2 separate regions of the Mus musculus genome follow, and region 2 is linked to region 1. The links are chromatin loops, found by intact Hi-C in ENCODE. Cell type or tissue: heart. All regions are shown on one strand. Links, peaks and the distances in the headings refer to the core of each region. The heading gives the core; the rest is flanking DNA.

What was found. A loop is a pair of places that touch in the nucleus more often than their neighbours do. Peaks named below come from ENCODE experiments on the same cell type or tissue, not always from the same donor. Only the 100,000 strongest peaks of a DNase experiment are listed, where the experiment ranks them.
Region 2: it touches region 1 in a loop (2.1-fold over the local background); 3 of 42 quality-filtered maps call a loop at or near these places.

What each region holds. Positions count from the first base shown.
Region 1 is chr16:20,716,321-20,719,219 of GRCm38, forward strand. Clcn2 (chloride channel, voltage-sensitive 2) reads right to left here and starts at 316. Exons shown (of 24, transcript NM_009900.2): 1 at 1-316. It overlaps Polr2h (polymerase (RNA) II (DNA directed) polypeptide H), which reads left to right and starts at 1,506. Exons shown (of 5, transcript NM_145632.2): 1 at 1,506-1,674; 2 at 2,504-2,587; 3 at 2,671-2,764. The coding sequence starts at 1,602. In heart, for the core only: a CTCF peak has its summit at 1,271 (motif pointing right); DNase peaks (open chromatin) are centred at 371 and 1,401; H3K4me3 peaks cover 2,500 bases; H3K27ac peaks cover 2,238 bases.
Region 2 is chr16:21,388,070-21,390,968 of GRCm38, forward strand. No RefSeq gene overlaps it. Among named protein-coding and RNA genes, the nearest start is that of Gm36224, 2.0 kb to the right of the region's middle. In heart, for the core only: no CTCF peak of the experiment used is centred there; a DNase peak (open chromatin) is centred at 1,442.

The DNA.
Region 1 (2,899 bases), core at 117-2,616:
CGCCACGGAGGCCCGGGATTAACCCAGCGCCCTGAGGGTGCGGGGGCCGGGCGGGGGCGGGTCTGCTGGCACGTGGAAGGGACGGGCTCTCCCGCGGCTGCAGCGTTGTGCGGGAGGGGCTGGAGATGTGGGGACTCTTGAACTGGGGTAGGGGGCTACTGACAAAAGCTAATTCGGGCTCTCTAAGCCAGACCGGACAGGGGCAGCCTCTGCTTCACACTTTCAGGCGGCTCAGACGCATCTGGGAGGATGCCCGAGAGCCGGCTCCCTCCTTGCCTCCCTTTCTCCTTCCTTTCCTCCGGGTTCCCCCGGGAAGGTGCACCTGGAATGGCTAGGCCTGGAAAGAGGGGCGGAGGTGGAGGTGGGAGGGGACGGGAAGGGGTGAGGCCCGAGGGAAGGGAGCTATTGGTGCGGGGGAGGCCGCTCCTGGGAGGCGGGTGTGTGTGTGTGTGTGGGGGGGGGGGGGAGCAGAGGTCGCTCCTCCCAGGCACCGCTTAAGGGGGAATTTGAGTAGCTGCTGACGCCCTGAGGAAACGGCCTACTGAGGCTCCACATTGTCTTTCGGGGTCCTGGGAAGGACAAGAAGAAGGTGTCGAGGGCACAAAGAGGATGGGCAGCGTTAGGTTGGAGCCACTGGAGAGGACAGTGTCCAGAAATCTGTGGAGAAAGAATAGTACCAGGATGAAGACTCATTCAAGAAACAAGAGGGTGCCCAGCACAGGGGCTGTAATGAGAGGAGGTAGCACCTAGAAAGAAGGTATTGCGAGCTGTCGCCTCCCAGTGAAAGGCGCACTTCAGTGTCCAGAAGAGGGTGGTATAGTGGGGTGACAGGCAGTACCAAGTTCAGTTGGCAGTGTTCTAGGGGATCAGTGTGAGGCTAGTGCCAAGCAGGGCCAAGGGAAGACGGGAGTGGCGAGGAGGTGAAGCCCCAGGGGAGGGCACAATGCGGGCTTTCCTTTCCCCGAGAGTGACATCATGGCAAATTCCCAAACCGGACGCACCCGGCTCCGGTGATGTCTAGCTGGTCCGAGCCAGCTCGCACCAGCTTTGGGGATCTTGGTGACAGTCTGAGGGGCTGGGCACCGGGTCCTGGAGGGCTGGTGCTCTGCGGGCGGGGTTCTGCTCCACCTGCCTGCAGCGCGGACTGTGCCCTCGGCCGGCACGCGGACTTCAGGGAAGGGCTAGGGCCGGGCTTCTCTGGGCCAAGGATCAAGGTTCCTGGCTGGGTTAGGCCCCCAAGCTTTCCACGCTTTGGGATCCACAGTCTGAAGAGGGCGCCGTCGAGCCGGGCGCAGCGCGGTACCCCGTCGGAGGTGGGACTTAATCTGTCCCCGCCTTGGACGGAGTCACCGAGTTTTGAGACTCGCCCACAAGGCCCGAGCACCTCGGAGGTGGCCCTTCCCGGCGGAAGTGAAGAAGCCCCGAGAAGGAGGCAGCGGAAGTGGCTGCGTGACTGCAGCCCGTGCGCACGCGCCCTCGGCCTCGTTGCCGCTTTTGGGGCGGTACTCTGCCCTGTCTTACTTTTCTCCACGTGAGGGGGTGCGCGAATCCCCAGTGGTGGCCGCGCGCTCACATCCTCTGCAGCTTTCGTGCCCTTCGCGATGGCGGGCATCCTGTTCGAGGATATTTTCGATGTGAAAGACATCGACCCAGAAGGCAAGAAATTTGACCGAGGTAAGCGGTGTCGGGGCGGTAGGAGGGAAGTGGCCAACATGCCCACCCACCCCAAGTGGCTGGCCCGCCCCACCCTCTCGGTACCTCCCTCAGGAAACAGTTTTTTTTTTTTTTTCGTGAATGAGAAACTTGAGACAGCTTTTTCTATTATATTTGCGGTGCCTGGTGCCCGGTGGGTGGCCCTTAGCTGGGTGCTGGCATACCCCTGGGAACCTTTCTAACTCCCTACACAGTTATTATGTGCTCTACCGTGCTCTGAACTTTATTCTTGGAAAAAGTAGATGGTGCCTTATCTCTTTTGTTACCCCAGGTCTTGCAGCGAGTTACCTACCTGCCTTCCTAACCAATAATTTTGTATTAGCCTAAGAACAAGTTAGCTCTTTCCGAAGCTCTCTGAATTTCATTCAGTTGACCGCTTGGTGTATTTATTTTCCCAACGATCCGGAAGTTGTTTCTTCTTGGTGTCGCTTAGCCTGGAGGCAAATGTCTTAAGACAGATGTCAGTTTTGAATACATCCCTCAGATTCCCTCAGCAGTGTCTCCTGCTAGAAAGAGGAAGTCTCAGGACCAGTGAGACTCTAGTCTAAATCATCCAGGCGTTTTTAGTTAGAGCCTGGAGACTGGCCACTGCTGGAGGAGCTTTGCCGCTTGCTTGGGACCCTGTCACTTGCTGAGGTTACTGCCTTCTTCCCTCTTGTGAATCTGATTCTGATTGCAGTTGTGGGAGGCTGGTGGGTGTGTGCATGTTAGATGATTTGATCTCTTGCATTTGACCCCAAGCTGGCATCGATAGACTTTGTAATCATGTCTGTCATGCACTCTTCCCCAGTATCCCGGCTGCACTGTGAGAGTGAATCTTTCAAGATGGACCTCATCTTAGATGTAAACATTCAGATTTACCCTGTGGACTTAGGTAAGTATTGAATACGGGCAATGGCAAGAGGATTTTGGTCTTAGGTGTCTACTTCTTTACCCTGATGTTGCTGCTCTATTCAGGTGACAAGTTCCGGTTGGTTATAGCTAGTACTTTGTATGAAGATGGTACCTTGGATGATGGTGAATACAACCCCACAGATGACAGGCCTTCCAGGTGAGGTAGCAGTAAACAAGTGACTAAGATAAGAATATAGTGCAGAGAAAGTATAATATGTAGATTATGGATATACATATGTATAACTATATGTTATAGAAAATTTGATTTCTTGGATACAATATGTATTATATA
Region 2 (2,899 bases), core at 150-2,649, 670 kb after region 1:
AGAGAGAGAGAAGAAGGGTACTTCCAGGAGGGTCACCTGGCCTCTGGAGCTGGCGCCAGGGCTATGGTGCAGTCTGGAAGCTCTGAGATTCTCACAAGCATGGCTCCTTTTGCAGCTGCCTGAGGTGCCTCCTACACAGGTGCTGTCCAAGCAGTTCATACCAAGGTCCCTCTCATCCCTCCGGTGCCCTAGCCTGGCATCCAGGCTTTGAAGGAGTTGGCCTAGCAAATGAACTACAATTGCATAGTAATGATTCAATTTTCTCATTTTTTATTAATAAAAGACATATGCGACCTGCCACTCAGCTCTCGCTTGAGAGAGAACGAATTTCTCCCTCCAGGTTAACTGAATTTCACCCAGGGACAGATCCTTAAGGAGCCACCTTCCTGGACTGGGGCTGTGGCCTCAGCTCTGCTCTCTACAGCCTCTATCTAGCACAGCGTCCTGTCAGAGAAGAGGAGCCCTTTGCTTTGCTGCCCCTGACTCCTGGGGAATGACCAAGACCTATCAGGAGGACAGTTAAGACTACCCCTAGGGCTGCCAGTAGGGTTTCAAACCTCCTCTCACTCTGGAACACCATGGGGGCTACACTCAGGCCAAGTGTCATGGCTGAAAGCAGGAAACGAAGCTCAGACCCGGATGTGGCCTCCCTGCCCACTGCTGGGCATCAGCAGAGGCCCTGTGCTCCTTCTCTGTGGGTCTGCCTTCTGGGTTCATGGTAGCAAGGCCTTCCCCAACAGGCCTTGAGGGGTAAGAAAAATGAAGCCCGTGTGCTTCCTCCTTTCCTGCATGAAAGCCCACTGTGTGCTAGGCCGAGTCAGGCATGCTCCCCGTCCTCCCTTTTACTGTCTGTCCTCCAGAAAGTGACTGTCAAATGGGACAGAGGAAAGGATGTGTGTGTGTGTGTGTGTGTGTGTGTGTGTGTGTGTGTGTGTGTGTGTAAGAGAGATAGGAAGGCAGCCCAGGCTGGGAATGGAGGCAGGATGACCTCAATGTAAGAGGATATGAAATTGGGGGCTGGAGAGATGGCTCAGCGGTTAAGAGCACTGACTGCTCTTCCGAAGGTCCTGAGTTCAAATCCCAGCAACCACATGGTGGCTCACAACCATCCATAATGAGGTCTGACACCCTCTTCTGATGTGCCTGAAGACAGCTACAGTGTGCGTAGGTATAATAATAAAAAAATCTTTTAAAAAAAAAAGAGGATGTGAAATATAAATAAATAATAAAAAACAGACTCAGAATGGTCTGGGAGGCCAAAGAGCACTTCTTCCCTTCTGCTAAAAACAAAACAAAAGGCTCTCCGCCCCTCTGAAGCCTCTTGGCACTAGGCTGCTGTTTGTTTCTAAGAGTCAGCTCTGTACACACAGCCCTCCTCCCCTCCCAACAGGGTGTCTGCCTGACTTAAGATTCTTAAGTCCACAGAAGAAATGACCCTTCTGAGGTGCTGGGCCAAGGAGTTGGGAAGAAAGGGCCTCCAGAGATCACAGCCCCAGAGGCACCCTGCCAAGAGCTTTTGCAGCCCTGGCCTTCAGAATGGCAGATCCTCCCAGGGAGGAGGGCAGGGCCTTTTTACTATTGTATCCTTCACACTTGCTACCGGGTCTGCTACATAGTATGCACTCTGTAACCAGAAGAGCTCGCCATCCCTAGCCATTTTCTTACCTAAGACGCCTTTGACTCCCCTGGAATGTGGGATTGAAAAGCAACTCCTGTCTGCTGAAGACTTGCCATGGGCTCTGTACTGGCAAACCCTGCATGGCCACCGCTTCCAGGCCGTGCCTTTGGCCTAGCTGCGCTAGTTCCTGTTAACTTCCCTCCCCCATCTTGCTGGTCATGATCCCAGGTGGTCCCCCAATAGAGCTTCAGAAGGACACATTCTGGGCTTTACCAATGCTGTTACTGGCCCTTTGGAGTACCCCTTTCTCTGGGCATCTCCTGTTCGCTGCAGTGCTGTTCCCTCCTTCCTGACCCAGCTCATCTGCATCGGCATTGCTCTTTAAGTCCTTCATGATTCTCACCCCTCCATGTTTTTTTCCAGAGTAATGCTGACTTTGTCTATATGTCTTACCTGAACTTCAGCCCTAGGAGTTGGGATCTCTGTTGAACTAGCTCTGTCTTGAGGTCCCGGAAGCAACTCATCCCTGAGCAAACCCAACCCTTCCATAAACTGGTAATTATAATCTCTGATCTTCTTTTCTTTTCTCTTTTAAATAAGATTTATTTTATTTATATGAGTACACTGTAGCTGTCTCCAGACATAGCCAAAGAGGGCATCAGATCCCATTACAGATAGCTGTGAGCTACCATGTGGTTGCTGGGAATTGAACTCAGGACCTCAGGAAGAGCAGTCAGTGCTCTGAACTACTGAGCCATCTCTCCAGTCCCTGATTTTCTTCTCTAGAAGACCATGCACAGACAGTCTGAGGTGAGACCTGATGTTTTTGCTTGTTGGTGCTGCGTCTCCTGTTCCCACATCAGCCTCTGGTATATACCATTCAGGAGTATCTGTTGTGAAATGACCCCATATAGGAGCAACAGTTTCCATAAGGGCAGTTTCCCTGCCTAGCCCCAGCCCCAGCCCCAGCCCCAGCCCCAGCCCCAGCCCCAGCCCCAGCCCCAGCCCCAGCCCCAGCCCCAGCCCCAGCCCCAGCCCCAGCCCCAGCCCCAGCCCCCACCCCTGCTCTCATCCAGAGCAGACCACCATTTCTGTTTTAGTAGACTCCAAATGGAACTGGTGAGAGCTCTTTACCCCACAGGGAAATCCTTGGACCAAATTGGGGGAAGGGGAAAAGGCCTTTTTTGTATCCTAAATCTTCACGCACTGGGCTGGATTTGCATATGTTAATATGGAAAACTGTAACTATGTAATGAGAAGCAGTGGGCCGTGTGGGTGAGT